Linked DNA regions of Mus musculus: region 2 is linked to region 1. The links are chromatin loops, found by intact Hi-C in ENCODE. Cell type or tissue: gastrocnemius. All regions are shown on one strand. Each heading gives the region's core, and the rest is flanking DNA. Links, peaks and the distances in the headings are about the cores only.

Evidence for each region. Hi-C counts contacts between places; a loop is a spot of excess contacts. Peaks named below come from ENCODE experiments on the same cell type or tissue, not always from the same donor. Only the 100,000 strongest peaks of a DNase experiment are listed, where the experiment ranks them.
Region 2: it touches region 1 in a loop (4-fold over the local background); 2 of 42 quality-filtered maps call a loop at or near these places.

Annotation. Positions count from the first base shown.
Region 1 is chr10:95,852,491-95,862,631 of GRCm38, forward strand. All of the region lies in intron 3 of Gm33377 (a long non-coding RNA gene), which reads left to right. Among named protein-coding and RNA genes, the nearest start is that of Gm33543, 15 kb to the left of the region's middle. In gastrocnemius, for the core only: a CTCF peak has its summit at 5,892; no DNase peak of the experiment used is centred there; H3K27ac peaks cover 230 bases.
Region 2 is chr10:95,794,650-95,804,790 of GRCm38, forward strand. 4732465J04Rik (a long non-coding RNA gene) reads left to right here. Exons shown (of 5, transcript XR_380952.1): 5 at 157-335. Among named protein-coding and RNA genes, the nearest start is that of Gm33377, 18 kb to the right of the region's middle. In gastrocnemius, for the core only: a CTCF peak has its summit at 3,896 (motif pointing right); DNase peaks (open chromatin) are centred at 6,241 and 6,968; H3K27ac peaks cover 4,512 bases.

The DNA of each region.
Region 1 (10,141 bases), core at 1,213-9,212:
TAATCCCAGCACTCGGGAGGCAGAGGCAGGCAGATTTCTGAGTTTTCTGGTCTACAAAGTGAGTTCCAGGACAGCCAGGGCTATACAGAGAAACCCTGTCTCAAAAAACAAACAAACAAACAAAAAGAATAGTAACTGTGATGGTTTGTATATGCTCGGCCTAGGGAGTGGCACTATTAGAAGATGTAGCCCTGTTGGAGTAGGTGTGTCACCGTGGGTATGGGCTTTAAAACCCTCAGCGTAGCTGCCTGGAAGTCAGTATTCTACTAGCAGCCTTCAGATGAAGATGTAGAACTCTCAGCTCTGCCTGCACCATGCCCGTCTGGATGCCACCATGTTCCCACCTTGATGATACTGAACTGAACCTCTGAACCTGTAAGCCAGCCTCAATTAAATGTGGTCCTTTATAAGACTTGCCTTGGTCATGGTGTCTGTTCACAGCAGTAAAACCCTAACTAAGACAATAACCAGCTGAAAAGGAGCTCAAGGAAAATTGAGGGTGGGGGTAGGGTGACGGAAACATTCCAAAACATGTTTGTGACTGTTCACACTTCTAAAGGTGGATTTTATTGTGAATAAGTTATACTTTAATATAGCTTTCAAAAACATTATTTAGTACTGAGCGGTTGTTGTCTAGACTACAGGGGGCCTGGTTTCAACGTCTAGCACTGAAAAACAAGTATAAGCCAAAATAATATGTGCAAAGCCAGTGTCGGCAGCTAGGAAGAAGTTTGCAGACACAAAGGGGGTGGGGGTGGGGGTGGGGGGGCTTCTGAGGTTTTTCCAGGAGAAACTTTCACTCACAGCTACACCCCAGAAATCTGCCCACATCTTAGGATGCCACATCTGACAGGACATCTGAAGTACTGAGCATCAGGAATAGCTCTTTTATCATCCATGCAGAAACTTCTGTCAGAAGCCATCAGAGGTGGTGAGCTGTGGACTCCTGCTTTATCTGGAGAGATAAAACCTGAGGGGGATTCTCCTCAGCTGCTCCCTGGAGCCCTTGGGTGAGAGGGGAAAGACCTATGTGGTGGCCCACCTCTTGCTGCGTTTGGCTACGTGTTAGGTTGTATGTTCTCTTAACTTTGAAGTCTCTAGTCTGTTACAACGCTTCTTCCTAGGGTATTGAGTTTCCTCTGAGGACGCTGTCTCTGAAAGCTGCAGCAAAGACATTTGATGTTCTGGGGAAGCTGGAGCCTCTAAGACAGTGGTTCTCAACCCCTTGGGGTCACCCACCCTAAGATTGTCTGCATATCGGGTATTTACATTATGATCTATAACAGCTGCAAAATTACAGTTAGGAAGTAGCAGTAAAAATAACTTTATGGCTGGGGGGTTACCACAGCATTAAAGGGTTGCAGCGATAGGAAGATTGGGAACCACAGCTCTAAGGCAACCCAAGCAGTAGAAAGCCAAGGTTTATTTCTGTTAGGAAACCCGAGCTCATCTTCCCTCTCCAATCCCACACTCGCACATTTTTTATCAGCTTTTACCTAGCTGTGGTCTCTCCCAGGAGCCATCAAAGACTTTTCCCTTAAACTCTCCCTGAGCATCTTTTTTTTTTTTTTTTTTTTAAGATTTATTTTATTATACATAAGTACACTGTAGTTGTCTTCAGACGCACCAGAAGAGGGCATCAGATCTCATTATGGGTGGTTGTGAGCCACCATGTGGTTGCTGGGATTTGAACTCAGGACCTTTGGAAGAGCAGTCAGTGCTCTTACCCGCTGAGCCATCTCTCCAGCCCCCTATCTGAGCATCTTATAGTCTCCCTGTCTGAGCATTTTACACTCTACCTGTCTGAGCATCTTACAATCTCACTGAGGTTTTCTTTCCATATCGTTAGAATCATGTGATAAATCAACAAAATCTGAGTGCTACAATCTAGGGCCGTGTTTTTCCAAGATGTCTTCCTCAAGATGAAGGGGAGTTGGTGCTTAGTAGGAAATGGGTATCCTGGCCAAATGCATTTAGAAAACGCCAATTCACCAGGGTTCTATACACTATGTATTCTGAGCAGGTTTGGTACACTCACCCTGATAGTGAGCACAGATGCCATGGGGTGGGGATTGGTAAAATGTGGAGAGGCAGTTATTTGATTTTCTTTCAGATTATAGAAAAACAATAAGAATATATCAAATAGAAATATCTCATTTGACATTTTATTTTTCTGGACAGGGTCTCACTCTGTAGCCCAGGCTGACCAGGATCTCCTGGCAATCCTCCTGATTCTGTCTCTTGAGTACTGGGATTATAAGTGTGAGTCATCACACTGGGCTTGGCATGAACTTAGGTACATATGTAAATTTAAAGGTTCCTGCAACTATCGTCAGAAAGGTAAAAACAAGCAAACAAACAAAAAAACAAAACAAAACAACCAACCAACCAACCAACCAACAAATCAAATCAAACAGGTGAACTATTTATAAGCAGGCTTCTGTTTTGTTTTCTGACTTAAGTCGGGCTCTCATTTTGTAGCCCAGGTTGGCCTCAAACTAGCAATAGCAATGTAGTTCAGGTTGACCTGGAGATCCTCCTGCCTCTGTTCCAGAATGCTGCTGTTATGCTAAGTATGAGTTACAATGGCTGACTTGAGCATTCTTGATTTCAAAGCAGTTGTAGGTTTTTGTAGCCAAACTGAACAAAAGTACTGGAGTTTACACATAGCCTCTGCCTCAAATCTGCCTTGCTTCTGCTCCTATCCCTTTTCTGATGATCTATTTTTATTTAGCTCAGTAGGTAAAAAGACCATTATTTATTTATTTATTTATTTATTTATTTATTTATTTTTTGGGTTTTTTGGTTTTTCGAGACAGGGTTTCTCTGTATAGCCCTGGCTGTCCTGGAGCTCACTTTGTAGACCAGGCTGGCCTCGAACTCAGAAATCCGCCTGCCTCTGCCTCCCGAGTGCTGGGATTAAAGGCGTGCGCCACCACGCCCGGCTAAGACCATTATTTAAACATCAATCAATGTAACATGATTGAAGGGATGTGCTGCATGTCTGTTTTGCCTTTTCTGTACACTGTTTTGGTCTCTTCATTTGAAAATGTAGCCTGAGCCCTACTGCAAATGCTTGCCAGTCACATGTGGCCACTGGCTCCTGTGTGACTGCAGGTGTAGAGGGCTGGAGTCTGGAAAACCCGGTTCCAGGAACAGGGTTGGGGAATGCTGGCTAAGTTTCATCCTGCAGTCACACAAATGTATTTCAGGACCCTGAAATTCTGCAGTGATTTTTCCGTGAAATACAGGCAATGCTATACATAATGCACAAATTTCATGACTCCAGGGGGGCAATTCATCCCACTACACCATGATTCTAGCACAAATCTTTTCCTTCATAGGAGGGAGAAGTCCAGTTTCCTTCCTGTGCCCTTTGGGAGTACAGCTTTGGATTCCTTGTCAACTGGGTTAGAATGGGGCTTTGTCTAGGGACCCAGAAGACTTCGTTAGCCTGGATGCCTCAGCTTGCCATTCTACTTGGAGCTTTTTAGAATCATGTGTTGTGATCCTTAAGATTTGCAGGACTTCTCCAGACTAGCTTTTCTTGTTCACATCCAAGTCTGTCAGGCAGAGTGCCTGAGGATTCCTGACCATAGACTGTTGTGATGGGCGATGGTCTTTGGGCCTGAGGGTAAAAAGGGAAAAGAAAAAAAACAAACAAACAAATGAAAAAAACCAGAGTCTTGAAGCTCCCAGATGTCTTAGTTATTGTTCTATTGTTGTAAAGAGAAAATATGATAAAGGCATCGCTTATAAAAGAAAAACACTTAACAGGGTAAAAATGTTCTTGATTTAAGAAGGTAGTAAGAATCCATGGCCATCACAGTGGGAAGCACACAGGTGCGGTGTTGGGGTAGTAGTTGAGTGCTTTACATCCTGATCCATAGAAAACTGGCAGAGAGAGAGAGAGAGAGAGAGAGAGAGAGAGAGAGAGCACCTGAGCCTGGTGTGGCCTTAGGCCATCCCTAGTGACACACCTCCTCCAACATGGCCAAACCTCCTGATCTTTCCATCAACTGGGGTCAAACATTCAAATATGCTCCTATGGGAACTGTTCCTATCTGTTCCAAACTACCACACCATGTATTCACAAACAAACGCTTACTGATCACCTACCAAGTGACAGTCCCTGTTACTGGTGCTGGGACACATCAAAAGACAAAGTTCTATGGGTGCTGAAAGATTCTAATGACAAAAGACAGATGAATTGCATAAGTACGGGTAGATTGGAGAGAAGTAGATTAATTTATTCTTTAGTTAAGGCTGTAATTGAAGGAAAGAGGGAACCAATTCAAGAACAGTTCTCTTAGCCTCTGTCCATTATCCATTGATATAAAATGGTACCTTTAATTAAATGATGCATCCTCCCATATGCCTTGACTCGTGTTTAGGTTATATATAATCGCCAACCCAATATAAATGTTGCATAAGCAGTTGTTAAGCTTATTGTTTGGGAAAAAATGACATGTCAGTACAGATTATGTGTAATAAATATTATATATCTATATATAGAAAGAAGAGCAGGGAGTCTTACTGTGTGACTTTGGCTGGGCTTGGAACCAGAGAGATCTACTTGCTTCTGTTTACTGAGTGCTGGGATTAAAAGCATCACCAATCTCAGCTCAGACTATGCATATATAATATTATATATAATAAATATATATAACATATATTTTATAGTGCTGGGTGCAGAACTTATAGAGAGTTAATGGCACACATTTATAAGTACATATAAATACACACATAATGCTATTTTCTTGTTTATTGTCACATGCTTTTGTACCTTCAGTACTTTTGTGAACATGTGGTCTTTCTATGTAGATAATGAAACTATTGAATGACAACCAAGGTGTGTGTTGCTCACACAGCTCTCTACTGAGTACACAGCATGGGCTCAACCATTTCAGGAGAAAGAGAGGCTTCGCTCTCCGACTGTTCAACTTACAAGAGGTATCAGGAGCAAAACGTGTCATAATGAGCTGGCTACTCACCAAAAGCAGCCCTCACTTAAATCTTTCTCACTCTGCTCCAGTTCCTATCCTGCCCAGCAAGTTGTCACTGTGTTGCTCATAGCCTGGCTTATTGTCAGATATAACACAAGCCTGAGACGATGGGAAGTTGAAACAGTCGTTACACAGGGGGATTTGCCAAATTTTCTGGATTTTGTGGAGTTGGTGAAAGCAATACAGAAAAACCACTGGGATTATATGCCACGGACACCTGAGAACTGGACCGTGGTCTCCCTGTCCATCGTGGAGGCAAAGGATGTTGGGAACAAAGACAAAGGTTTTAAAGGGAAGGGCTGGCTCAATATTAAGGGAACAGAAAAGTTGCTTAGAAACCTAACATTTCAGAATAGCTTTTTAGTGCATGTCCTATTAAAAAATCGAGTCAAGTGTGAAGAACGTTGTATAAGCCCCATGGTGGCACATGCCAATAACCCCAAAATTCGGGCAGCTGAGATAATGAGATGTCAACGTTAGCCTGGCTACACAGTGCAAACTTATCTCAGAACAAAACAATTCAGGGGCTGGGCTGGAGCTCAGTTGGTAAATTGCTTGCCTAGCAAGTTTAGTGCTTTGAGTCTGATGTCCAGCACTGTGGAATTGGCATGGTGGTAGAAATCATTAATCCCAACACTCAGAGTGGAGATGGGAGTCAGAAGTTCTGGGCCTTCCTTAGCTGCATAGCAAGTGTGAGATGAATCTGCGTTACATGAAATCCTGTAATTTTTTTTAAAAGAATGAATGAATAAAAGAAGAAAGAAAGGAAGGAAGGAGAGAGAGAGACAGAGACAGAGAGACAGAGAGACAGATACAAGTTCCTCAAGGTCACAGAGCTGGTTTGAAAGACCACATCTCCACTACACAACACTGCCTCCTAGAGGAAATACACGTGTCAACTCTTAACAAGTTTGGAAAAAAGCTGTTGTAAAACCCCATTTTTTTGCAGCCCTCACAGAAATAACTTTTTTCATTAAGCAGTCTCATCTCAGAGAATTTTTGAGTGACAGATGAGTGTAGTATCTTACTGCCTTGCCACTGTATATCATACAGGCTAAAACTTTCAAAGTCTGAATATCCCAACTGCTGCTAGTTAGAGCCTGTTATCTTGTTTTCTTCCTGTCTCCAGGGCCTATTGGGAAAATTAAGCACATCTGATAAACGTTCAGCATCTAGATACCTTACCTTGTAGTTCAGCTGGGAGGCAGACACTAAATAAAATAATAATAAGATAAAATAAAACCTTGCCGCTCACAATGATATGCTGCCTTTGTCTGCCTTTCAAGCAGAGGAAAGCTAACGACCACGTATGGCTCTAGGCAAGAATGCTGATTTGCAGTCTCTTCAGGAAATTGTAGAGCTTCCGAAGAAGACAATATTCGTAGTCAAAATAGATTAAGTTGAAGCCAAGGGCAGAGCTAATGATACTGTGTGTTTGGTTGGAAACAAGTAGCAGACGACTAAGCTATGATAGCAGACAGTCTGCCCTGTAATCCTCCTTTGTTCTTAGGTCCCTGTCACCCACAGGATGGAAAAAAAAATAACATTTTCTATATGAGTACTTCACATTTTTGCAGATGGGTCAGAAAAAAAAAATCATGCTCTATAAACAAATGGGATGCAGGGCAAGAGAGGCAAATGTGTGTCTTTGGGAAAGAGTGGGCCTTCACGCCGACGTTTTCAAAGGATGTAAGAAAATCCTACAGCATTCTCTAGGATTCCAGGGAGGCCACACTGCCTTACAGAAGGGGCTAGAGAGAGTGGCTTCTCTAATAAAGATGGGGTGTCAAGGGTAGTAGACTACCAGAAATTTGCTTTGTATTAAAATGAATTGTAGGCAAGGATTCACAGAAAGATGTATATATACACTTGTGTTTGTAGCAAAACTACTCATGATTGCCCGAAAGTGTAAGGACTCTGTGTCCATGAACAGATAAGGCAGAACAAAACCACAATACATTTATAACCTGGGACAAAAAGCAGCCTTATAAAGGAAGGATATTGTTTTATTATTATTATTATCCACTTATTTATTTTATTTATATGAGTACACTGTAGCTGTCTTCAGACACACCAGAAGAGGGCACCAGATCCAATTACAGATGGTTGTGAGCCACCACGTAATTGCTGGGAATTGAACTCAGGATCTCTGGAAAAGCAGTCGGTGCTCTTAACTGAGCCATCTCTCCAGCCCCATAGAAAGGATAATCCATAACTGAGATGCACCACACTTGAGTCTTCACACTGTGCTAAGCCAAATAAGTCAACCACAGAAGGAACGTGGCATTGATGAGTTCCTACAAAGCCAGGAAATAAAGCAAGGATGTTGTTAGTGTGCATCAGAATCCCTCAAAAGACTTGTTAAAGCAGTTTCCTGGGCACTCTCCTTAGCACTGCCTGTTGGGACACAGAATTGTACTTCTAAAAAGTTCTCTGATGGGGCTGATGATGCTACTTGGAAACCATGCTGAGAATTAACGAGCTAACCTGTGCTCTTATTTATTATAATGTAACAATAGGACTTGTTCTGTCTAAGGAAACTTGTAGGAACCACAGGGTAACTCGATGTGTTGAGAGGACTCAGTGGTGACAGTATGATGAACCAGTCACCTTGCAGGTGACTTTCTTTGCTCTAGCATATGGGCAGTTACTGATCTCTGTTAACTGAGTGTGACCGTTCAGATGTTTTCCACTGAAACATGTGGACAAAGACTCATAGCATCGTGACTCCTCATCAGCTTCTCCGGTCTATTCAGATAGTTTGTGAGGTCCCATTTAAGGATGATCCCTTGGGCCTTAAAACTGAGGTTAGATTAAACTCAGGGTTACGCAGGTTAGCATTTAATGATGCTCTAATTAGTTGACGAGAGGAATAAAGATATTTGGATATGGTTTGAGTGTGTCTCACAAAGATTTGTGTGTTTGGGATCTTGGTTCCTAGTGTGGCAATGTTAGGGTAGTAAGACCTTGAAGGCGTGAGATCTAGTGGGACATTGAAAGACTGGCCCGTTCTGCTTGATCGGTATCCTGATCAGTAACATGATTTATCCATCCTCACATCATCAGCTGTATTGAACAATGGTGTCCTCACCAGAGCTGAGCAACTGCCAAAGCCACACCCTTAAATCTTCAACATATGAGATAAATAAATCTTATATTTATAATGACATCCTTATAAATCTTATATTATAATGACATCAGGTGTTTTATTAACAAGAAGAAGAAGGAGAAGAAGAAGAAGAAGAAGAAGAAGAAGAAGAAGAAGAAGAAGAAGAAGAAGAAGAAGAAGAAGAAGAAGCCACAAGTGGTGGCATGGGTCTGTGATCCCACATTGGAGCAGAGGTTCAGTGCTGAATGAGACTGCATGGCATGACCCTGTCTCAAAGTCAAGGAAACAAAAGCAAAACCACGCCTCCAAAAAATATACAAAGGAAGAGGAGAGGGAGGAGGTAGAGAAGATGAAGAGGAAGAAGGAGGAGGGGTAGGGGTAGAGGAGGAAGAAGGAGGAGGAGGAAGAGGAAGAAGAAGAAGAAGAAGAAGACGAGGAGGAGGAGGAGGAGGAGGAGGAGGAAAGCAAGCAAGAGAAAGAAAGAAAGAAAGAAAGAAAGAAAGAAAGAAAGAAAGAAAGAAAGAGAGAAAGAGAGAGAGAAAGAGAGAAAGAAAGAAAGAAAGAGAAAGAAAGAAAGAAAGAAAGAAAGAAAGAAAGAAAGAAAGAAAGAAAGAAAAGGAAGGATTACTTCAGAAAATCAAATAGTTGTTATTACATTGGAAGGGCCAGATGATACATAGTAAAACTTTTGAAAATTTGTTTGGAAAAGTAACAGGACAGCATGAAAGTTCAAAGACAAAACATTTATGATGCTATCCAAGCTTCAATAGGACCACCTTTGTAGAATCTTAGAATGAATTGTCTCAGCAGTTCCACAGCTGAATATGAATAGTTTAATCTTCCTTCCTGCAACCCATGTCTCAGGTTTTAAAAATTCCACAATTTCTTCAGCATCACTTGACAATTTAGTCAAATCAAGACACTGGTCCTCTTTTTTCTTTTTTTTAAACTTATCTATTTGCTTTACACCCTGACCACAACTTCCCCTCCCTCAATTCCTCCCAGGCCTCCCTCACACTCCACTCTCCTCCCTTTCTCTTCAGAAGAGGGGAGCGCCCATGGAGATCGACTTGGCACATCAAGCTGCAGTAAGACTAGGTACAACTTCTATTGAGGCTAGGTGAGGCAGCCCGGGTGTGTGTGTGTGTGTGTGGGGGGGGGGGGATCCCAAAGGCAGGCAACAGAGACAACCCTGCTCTCATTGTTAGAAGTCTCACATGACACCCAGTTTTCTATTGGGATGCCTGCATTTCTGAAGGCCCTCATGGAGATATGCTACATCAGGAAGAAGTTGCTGTAGGAAAATAACAAAGGTCACTAGTGCTCTATTCTCTTCAAGAACACATTCATATGTTGCCCTAAAAATACCTATTTGTCCTTTGGCATTTGTGGCAGTCATCATGCTGTGACCGGTTGTGACATGTCCAAGCTCATGACAGAATGGCCCTTCCTGTCCTCCTTGAAGTGGCACGGGCCACTGACTTGCTTTGGCCCATGGAATATAAGGAGTGGGAACAGGCTAGGTAGAGATACCCTACCCTCCCCCAAGAATGCCATTATGAAGTTTGGTGATCTGTAAGGACCTGACATTGCAAATTTGAAGACAAAGGAGAAGCTGGGCTAGAGATGCCTATTAGAGTCTTCCAGGAAGTTAGACAGACCAACAGGTTTGTGATTTGCCTGAAGCCAACCCTCTGAGGCCTCAGAAAGGGAGCCCCTCTCTGGCAATTCAGTGCTCTGTATTTAGAGTGGATACTCAACTGAACCTTGTTTGAGTTACCTTGGGCTCTTACCTGGATACTAAAGTAACCATTTATGGAACACTTGTACTGCACACATTTCCCAAGTGCTTTATTGATCTTGTGTGACTTAATTCTCACAATAAACACAAAGAGTTATTCCTATCTTAAAGGTCAGAGCTGAGACTTAATAAGGTCAAACGGCTACTGAGCTGGGAATCAGGGCTCTAAAGTCATGGCTGCCTGGTGTCAACTTCTTATGCCATTAGCCACTAGGAAAACCAGCT
Region 2 (10,141 bases), core at 606-8,605, 58 kb before region 1:
TTTCTCTGTCTGTCTACCTGCCTAACTATCGTCTACCTACCTACTTATCAAGCTATCTCTCTTTTCAACACAGAACATACTTTCTTAAATGTTTCTTTCTCTTGCAGTGGCTGGCTCACATTCAACACACCATCTTTTTTTTTTCTTCTATTTCAGAGACTGGGATCACTGTCTGGAACCACAGGCCGCCCTCTGAAGGCTGGAGAGGTGGTGACAGCTGAACAAATGATGGCGCTACGAGTCCATGGGTTAGGTTACCTGGGCATGGGAATCCCCATATAGCCAATGCCTTCTCGGGTATTAAGTGTCAGATAAACACAGCTCCTCAACTGCTACCCTGTGAATGTGTGTCATCGCCTGCTGGAAGCCGATGCCATGTGCTGTTTACTTGGTGTGGAGGACAGAAACTATACCTTTCTGGAGTATTTCAGATTCCAAGGTCTAATCCTGGACAGCAGGGCCACTGCAATATCTGGATCTCATTAAGAGTCTTGATAGGACATGACCTCCTAAGACTCACCTTGTGCAGCCAAATGCTGCAGGAAACAGTGAGGCTTGGGTTGCAGGCGCGCAGATCGCCTTTCCATGGTCACCGAAAGGTCTTAGGGTCTGATCTTTTGTCTCATGGTCTACTTTGTGTGTGGGGAAAGCCATCCTTTAAGCTAAAGCCCGTAGAAAGGGGAGAGGGTCCAGAGACATCAAGCTATCAGCCCCATCTTGAAAGGTCTTATGGGAACAGGAAATAAATCTAGGGTTTCATTTCTGATTCAGCTTTCTTTACCTATTAAAACTCAGAGAGAAAGCAGGGTGTCGCTAAGTGACAGAATACTTGCCTGGCATGTGCAAAGGCCCTGGATTCAAGTCCTAGTACCACAAAGTAATAGCACCAGTGAAATCAAAGGCAAGTAGACAGAAGTCCCGACTGCTGACCAGAGTTCATCTTTCTGGTCCTTAACTTGGTTTCCTCACTGCTGGGACGAGGAAGTTGCTTGTTTTGTTGTGTCTTTTTCTTAGGAGGAAGTTACCTTATTTCCTGGCCCTGACCACTAGCTGGAGTCAACATTTGGATGCTGCTCCATGCAGATGACCCCTGCCAAGCAGATCAAGTCTTCATCATGTGGTTAACAGTGGCAACCATGAGTCGGACATGATCTCATGTTCAGGGGATGTAGGGAGAGACAGGAGCTGGACTCTGAAACTAGAATACTGAGTTCGAATCCCAACTTTGTTGTTTCTTGGCTATATGACCATCAACAAGTTCCTTAGCTTCTCTGTCGCTCAATTTCCTGGTTTTTAAAAGGAGTTAAATGTATTGCTTAAAAAGTAGATGACTTCAGAAGGCATCAGTGGCATAAAACAGTTATGTGTCATATTGTGAGGTATTCTCTCTCTCTGTATCTGTCTGTCTATCTCTGTTTGTTTTTTTTTTTTTTGAGACAGGCTTTTTCTGTCTAGCGTTGGTTGTCCTGGAACTCCTCTAGACTAGGCTGACCTTGAACTCACAGAGATCTGCCTGCCTCTACCTCCTGAGTGCTGGGATTGAGGGCATTTACCATCACCACACAGCTCTGTTTCTTACTTTACATGCATGATGAACTCAACAGCCATTAAAAAAAAAGTGTTGTAATCCAGGAGGTAGTGTCGAACACCTTTAATCCCAGTACTGGAGGCAGAGGCAAGTAGATCTCTGAATTAGAGGACACAGAGAAATCCTGCCTCAAAAACAAACAAACAAACAAGCAAGCAAACAAACAAACAAACAAAAAAGTATTGTAGTGTTGTACATATGAAAATGTCACAATGTAACCCATTACTGTGTGTCTTATTTAGGGTTTTACTGCTGTGAACAGACACCATGACCAAGGCAAGTCTTACGAAAGACAACATTTAATTGGGGCTGCCTTACAGGTTCAGAGGTTCAGTTTATTATCATCAAGGCAGGGACATGACAGAATCCAGGCAGGCATGGTGCAGGAGAAGCTAAGGTTTCTACATCTTGGAAGGCTGCTAGTAGAAGAATACTCAATTCCAGGCAGCTAGGATGAGGGTTTTAAGCCCACGCCCACAGGGACACACCTACTCCAACAAGGCCACACCTCTTAATAGTGCCACTCCCTGGACCAAGCATATATAAACTATCACATTATGTGTAATTAATTTATGCTAATGAAATATGCCCACCATATGGAGCTCTTTGGTTTAATTTCAATGTGCATGTTTGGGGGAGGTCACAAAACTAGCAAGGAGACTATGAGAAAGGAAGAAGAGATCTAAAGAATGGGGAGGGGCAATAGGGATGTGAAATACATGGATTGAAAGTGAACGGGGCCTATGAAGGGGAAGACATTGGTCCAACAAGAGAGGTGGGGGGCACAGGAAGAGGGTGGGAGAGTGGAACCAATAAGAGCAGGGCTTATGTGAAAATGCTCTGATGAAGTCATTGCTGTATGAGCTAACCTAACAAACGCAGAACAAGATAAATGAAAGTGGGAAAGGCCCCATGTTTAGATCAAGCCAAGTGAATGAAAAAAATTGGCACAACTTAGTTTAGGATTAATGTTGCCGCATATTAAATACTGATGTCCCGTTCATGGCTCCCGAAGTGTGGATGGAAGAAAGCTTGTGTTCTTGGTGTGGAGACACAGGATGGTACAGTACCCTTGGTTTCTGCAGAAGCTCTGAGATGCAAGGAGTCCCACAAGGTCATGAGTAAAGGAGATGTTGATCCCATTTTTCTTCCACCACCAGGATGTAGAATCCAAAAGGGAAAAACATCCTTGATAGAAAAATATTCAATGGCCTTTCAATACTAATAATTACAGAGTTGCACGCTTCGATGTATGAAGCACCTGCCCTCACATAGGAGTTTTATGTGAGGCTGAGAATTAATATACTTAGAGATATAACCCCTAGAATAGACCGTTGTCTTTAAGTGAAGTCAGTTTGAAATGGGGCCTGCGATGCACAAAGTTTGAAGCCATTATATTATCCTATAATTCTGTTTCCTTGTTTTGCTTACCTGCTTTATGGTCCACAAAAGACACTAATTACAGTCTTCCCATGCATGGAGAGACTGGTGCAGGGAGTAGAAGAGAGCAGATTAAAAGCCTGCTGTAGAACCTTGTTCTCCGGGGCCATGAGTCTGGCCAGCCCTTACACTTTAGCATCCCGAGTAAAGCTGGCCAGGGAAATGTCTCCCTCTCTGTAAACATATGACCTGCAAAGTTAATGGGAAGCCGCTGATGTTCCTCCCCAGAATAGAATCCTGGGTTAATGAAAGTCAGTAGGCATTCCTCCCAGATGTCCAAAAAGAAATGGAAGTGTCGTTGCTCTCATTTTAAAAGCCGCAGATTAGGAAAACCTAGTTTAAAGTTATCTAAATGATAACTAGACACTAATTTCAGGCAGAAAAACACAGGCCACCTTTCCGAATCTGTTACATGAGCCTCTCTCCTAGGCTCTGCAGTTCCAAGTTCTCACTGGTATTTAGACGGGGGTTACAGTATCCGTGTCGTTCTGGATATGGAAGGTGACACTGTGCCCATCAGCTCTGTTGATGGATATATTAAACATCATCCGACTAGCAAGCGTCCCATCTAGTCATACTGCCCCCAGCTTATTAACCAGGTGTTGCGTAAGAGAGGAAAGGATGTTCCCAGTGTGCTGTCAGTAGGACACAAATCTCCAGGTGACTTTCTTTTTTATAAAAAAAAATTAATTTATTTTATTTTATACATTTTACCTGCGTGTATCTATACATACACACATCTATCTATCTATCTATCTATCATCTATCTATCTATCTATCTATCTATCTATCTATCTATCTATCTATCTATCTATCTATCTATCTATCATATGTGTGCAGTTCCTAAGGAGGCCAGAAGGGGACATTATCAGATCCCATGGAAATGGAGTTACAGACAGTTGGGAGCTACCATGTGGGTTCTGGGAACCGAATCAGGTCTTCTGCAAGAGCAACAGTGTTCTTAACTGCTGAGCCACTTTTTTCAGCTCCATTGAGCTGCATTCTCAAATGGATCTACTTATTCATTTACTCATTATCTCAGTCCTTCAGCCTACATATATGCCCACGACAGTTCAGATTCTATATTAGAGGCCATGTTTCAGGGGTTACTGTGATGCCACAGCTATTCTAGGTGGCTAATAGTGTAAGCAAGATTCCTTTGGATCTTTAAATCTATAGTGCATGTGAAGTTGGGCTTAAGGGATCTAGAAATCCCTTGAAATTAAGTACACTAATGGATCTGAATGCACACAGAAACATTTTCTAGAAACAAAGATCCCTATCTTTCATCATAATGTTAAGGAACTTAGGACCCAAAGATGATCAAAGAGTATTGATGTAGAAGGAAAGAAAGCCTAAGCTATCTATTTATTGATCGAACGATAGATAGATAGATAGATAGATAGATAGATAGATAGATAGATAGATAGATAGATAGATTGTGAGAGAGAGAGCAAGGAGAGAGAGAGAGAGGAAAGGGGAGAGGGGGAGAGGGTAGAGAGAGGAGAGGAGAGAGAGGGGAGAGGGAGGAAAGAGGAGAGAGGAGAGAAAGGAGAGAGAGGAGAGAGGGGAGAGGAGAGAGAGGGGAGAGGAGAGAGAGGAGAGAGGAGAAGGGTGAGGGATGAGGGGTGAGGGGAGAGGAGAGAGAGAACATGAGTTAGTTGAATTGGGCTGAAAACCAGAGAGATAGAATTCTGGCTCTGACTCCCATCCCTTACTGGTTATATAAGCTTGGGGCAGCAATTTCAATGCTCTGGGCCATAGTCTTTCGTTAATTTAAAATGAGGTATTAAACCCACTCGGTCTGTGTTTGTCAGAAGGCCTAAATAAGATATAATACATGTGAAAATGCTACACTGTAAATTTCTAAAGCCAAACAAGGCTTGCAGAAATTACTGCTTTAGTTTGGGGCATTATTGGGAGAACAGAACCATTCATTAGCAACACCGCACTTTCCTATCATTAAATATGTTGTTTGTCCTCTCAAGGTCTTTATTCATGGATTAAAAATAAATCTGTTATGCATTTTGTTTCAAAGGGCATCTGATAAGGCTTTAAAAGTTTAAAACTATAAACTGAATAGTAAAAGGAGCAACTGAAAGTTAATGGAGCAGGACTTGTCAGGAGAGAGAGAGACTATATGCTGAATTCGAGATAACATCCATCTCATTTGCAAGGAGGAAATCTCTAACCCTCAGAATTATGCTAGAAATTTCCCAAGGGGTTGATTGGTACAATGCCCATGGTTTGATTAAATTCTTCACAGGACTTTTGGCCATGGGCACCCAAGGTTCCGGAACAATTATGATTAAAAAAATTTACTCATGCCAAGTCAGTTACAGGAGCAAGAGCTCCTGCCCCAAGTTTAGCCTGGTGGGATGATGCCTGCGATTTAGTCTTTCACATAGCAAAGTAACACAGTCTCCCTTTGGGGTCCTCTGACTCACTGTGCATCTAGATTATTAGGCTACTCATGCTTAAACAGTTCATCCTCTTGAGTATTTCTGAACTGTTTGCTTCCACGGTCAGGGTTAGGGTTAGGGTTAGGGTTAGGATTAGTGGGCTCCTCGAGAGTTTAAACCCATATTCTTAAAATACAGCTCTGCAGTGGACAGTTTAGAAAGTGGCCTAGCCTCCTCACCAAGGTAGAATTCTGAACAGGAAGGACCTATCCAGGTTCCCTTTCTGGCTTTTAAAGTTCGGCAAGATACAGTGTGATGGGTTGTCATCTGTTGGGGAGAAATACTTGATGTGATTGCTTAACTTCAGATATTATGAAGCCAACGGAGTGGTGTGGTGATGACTATATTTTAGGCCCATTATCAGATTCTTATTCATTTTTTTTTTTTTTGCAATAAGAACTACAAGACACCCCCAGAGCTATATTCATGATCCATTTCATTTAGCTAGGGTTTTGGAGATAATGTTCAACCAACATTGTGAGTAAAGACCCTTGAGAGGCTTGTATCTGAATCTTAGCTTCACTACTGACTAGCCATGACCTGCATCAAACTAATTTTGCTGAGGCTCCAATTTATAGTCAGTACAATGGGCTCAATGATAGCACCCCTTAGTAGAGGGTATTGAGAAGACCGAAAGAAGCAGAGGGCTCTCCGTTAAAGTGTTAACAGGGGGCCTGGAGCCTGAAGTGTGATCAGTGCCTTGTAGCATTTGGTGTTAGCCAAGGGAAGAGTGTGGGACCAGCTCCAGGCTGCAGCCTATTTGATGTGCTCCCTGTCATCCTGTGGCAAGGGCTCTGAGCTGAGTCTTTGTCCTTCTCCAAGCTTTATTAGTCACTGCAGACTGTCATTCTCTGTTTAAGCTTCAAGAACAACGGCTGCCTAATGTAGGTCTCTTTCTTTACCCTGAGTTGGAGTTGGGTTCCTATATCTGGACACTGGACTCTTTATCACAATGATTCTGCATGACACAGTGGTTGGAGGCAGAGGACATAAAACCCTCAGAGACAAGAGACCCCTCCCCTCTCTCTCTCTCTCTCTCTCTCTCTCTTTTTTTTTTTTTTTTTTTTTTTTTGCTGGCGTTGCAAACTGGAAAACAATTTCCCAGCCACCCTTGCCTCACGCTGCAGCAGAGGCTCAGACTTTGTGGTGTAATCATTTCATGCCCAGAGCTATGCAGCAGAAGGCAATTTACTGTTGGATCTTGAAATGGCTCCATTAAATGAATGCCTTTTGATTTAATAATCATTAGCGTCACACAAGACGCTGACTCTTAAGTATGGGCTTGGGGGAGAGGTGAAGCCTGGAATGCACTTTTCATGCTCTGTATTTTCGAGGTAGGCTTCTGTCTGAATTGACATCTCTTGAGCCAGCTCAGAGGGAGTGTGCATTTTCGGTTGCATTAGAGATCATGTGCATCACAAGAAGACTGGCTTCTGGTTGGGCTGGTGTGCTACTGTGAATACAGAGGGTGTGCCAGAGCCTCACTCTGGGCTGAGAGGTTCCTGCTGAGCTGGGTTTGCTGGGCCAGCTAGCAAGCTGGGGAACAGGGAGAGTGAACTATTTCTGGAACACTTGTAACCAGGCCTGGTGCTAGTCCCAGGGTCTCTTGCTGCACTAGAAGAAGGCAGAGCTCTCTTTCTCTGAAGTCATGACTCTTTTGGACTTGGGTTCCTGACTTCTGTCCATCTTCTCCCAGTCTGGTTGTATTTGAGTCCAGGAGTTAATGAGAATCATACCCAATCCACTAGATCAGTGGAATACATTTGTCACAGGGAATGAGGAGTCCCCAAGAACTAAGAATTTCAGTGTAGCTTGAAATGTTAATATAGTCTAATGCTGTGCTTTTGAAACAGGCACTTAGAAGCATTGCACACACTAGCAAGATTTTGCTGAAAGGACCCAGATATAACTGTCTCTTGTGAGGCTATGCCAGGGCCTAGCAAACACAGAAGTGGATGCTCACAGTCAGCTAGTGGAGGGATCATAGGACCCCCAATGGAGGAGCTAGAGAAATTACCCAAGGAGCTAAAGGGATCTGCAACCCTATAGGTGGAACAACATTATGAACTAACCAGTACCCCGGAGCTCTTGTCTCTAGCTGCATATGTAGCAGAAGATGGCCTAGTCAGCCATCACTGGAAAGAGAGGCCCATTGGACTTGCAAACTTTATATGCCCCAGTACAGGGGAATGCCAGGGCCAAAAAGTGGGAGTGGGTGGGTAGGGGAGTGGGGGGAGGGTATGGGGGCCTTTTGGGATAGCATTGGAAATGTAAATGAGGAAAATACCTAATAAAAATATTTTTAAAAAAAAGAAAAAAAAAAGAAGCTTTGGTTGTTGGAAAAGCACTGAGTCCTCACTTGGCTCAAAAGACAACTAAACATGGGGTAAACGCCTGGTTCCTCTGGTTCTTTTTCTTGTCGTCTTTCTATCTCTTTCCCTTTTACTAAAAGCACAGAGATAGCATTGCTTTGGTTTTGTTTTGTTGTTGTTTTTGATACAGGGTTTCTCTGCGTAGCCCTGGCTGTCTTGGAACTCACTCTGTAGACCAGGCTGGCCTCAAACTCAGGGAGTTCACCCATCTTTGTCTCCCAAGTGCTGGGATTAAAAGCATGAGCCGCCATCACCTGATTGCTCTTAACCTTTCCTCTTAAGTCCCATTGGACTCTTGGAATAGCAGGACCATACAGAACTGAGCCCTCTCCACATGAAGGCCGTTATCCAGGAAAGGGAGGTAGCATCACAGAACAGGTCATGGCAGGGATAACTGAGACATGGCCAACCAGAACATCCTGCTTAGTAAATCACACTCCTGGCTGTGTCCAGTTCTTCCTCTGCTCAGCAAACCTCATGTCAAAAGCCCAACACTGGACTTGGGGGGGGCGGTCACTGGACCCCTGCATTTGTCTCTTTTCCCACTGTGGCCCACATTGGATAAATCCCTCTCTGCTTTGCACTGCTACTCAGACTGTCCTGGAACTCTATAGACCAGGCTGCCCTCGAACTCAGGGTCTTTGCCTGCCTCTGTCTCCTGAGGGCTGAGTTGATTGGCACACTGGGTGTGGGTGGCTGAGTCCAGCCAGTTTGGGCCACTGAATCCTGAGGCTTTTGCTGTAAAAACTCCAACTAGGTCCCATCTTAGGGTTTTATCACTGTGAAGAAAAGCCATAGCCACAGCAGCTCTTATAAAGGGAACCATTTAGTTGGTGTCTTAGTCAGGGTTTCTATTCCTGCACAAAACATCATGACCAAGAAGCAAGTTGGGGAAGAAGTGTTTATTCAGCTTACACTTCCACATTGGTGTTCATCACCAAAGGAGGTCACACAGGGCAGGAACTTGGAGGCAGGAGCTGATGCAGAGGCCATGGAGGGGTGCTGCTTACTGTTTTGCTTCACCTGGATTGCTCAGCCTGCTTTCTTATAGGACGCAGGACCACCAGCCCAGAGATGGCACCACCCACAATAGGCCTTCCCACCCTTGATCACTAATTGAGAAAATGCCTTACAGCTGGATTTCATGGAGGCATTTCTTCAGGGGAGGCTCCTATCTCTGTGATAACTCCAGCTTGTGTCAAGTTGGCACACGAAACTAGCCAGTACACTTTGGGGCTGGCTTACAGTTCAAGAGGTTCAGTCCGTTATTGTCTTGGCAGGAAGCATGGTAGCATGCAGCCAGACATGGCACTGGAGAAGGTCTACATCTGATTCAGCAGGCAGCAGGAAGGAAGAGTGACACTAGGCCTGGATTGAGCTTCTGAAAACCTCAAAGCCCACTCCCAGTGACATACTTCCTTCCAACAAGACCACACCCACTTTAATAAGGCCACACCTCCTAATAATACCACTTCCTCTGAGCCTTACGGAGGACGGGGGGGGGGCAATTCTCATTCAAACCATCTCAGACTCCATACTCATATGGTGGGCACAGTGTTAATTGGATTCAATGAATTAAAGAAAAAAAAATGAAGGTATGTGGAAATGGGGCTTGTTTGGGGCAGTTGTCAGATACATTGTCTACATATAAGAATAAAAAAAATTGAATTATTTAAAGACATTTTCCAGATATATTTTCAAAGTATGGACTGCTTTCTGTGTTCAGATCTACCAATTTGGGCAAAGGGAGATCCATCATAGCATTTGTTGAGTGAATGCATAACTGAAGCATGCATGATGGGCTATCTATCATGAAGGTTCTTTAGTATATGTTTAGCGGAAGAGTATGTGTTGTGTTTTATAAAAAGATAAGGAGAGAAGGAATTTGTTTGGTGGAGGAGTAGTCAGGTATGGGGGAAAGGGGTGCCTCCAAGGGCCCACGCTGAGGCATCCCTTCCTCCTGAGGGACCAGCCATATGATGGTCTAGTATAGCATAGAGTTTATTTGGGGCATGGGGAGGGGAGTTAGGAGGGTAGTAGAGACAGAGAAAGGCAGAGAGAGAGAGAGAGGAGAGGAGTAGAGGCTGGCCATGAGCTCCTGGAGAGAGTGGGGGGAGGGGAGTGGGGAGAGAAGGGGGAAGGGGCGAGAGGACAGAGTGAGAGCAAGAAGGCAAGAGAGCAAGAGAGTGTGGAGGGGGCAAGCAGCCCCTTTTATAGTGAGTCAGGCACACCTGACTGTTGCCAGGTAACTGTGGGGCAGAGCTTAGACAAAATGCTAA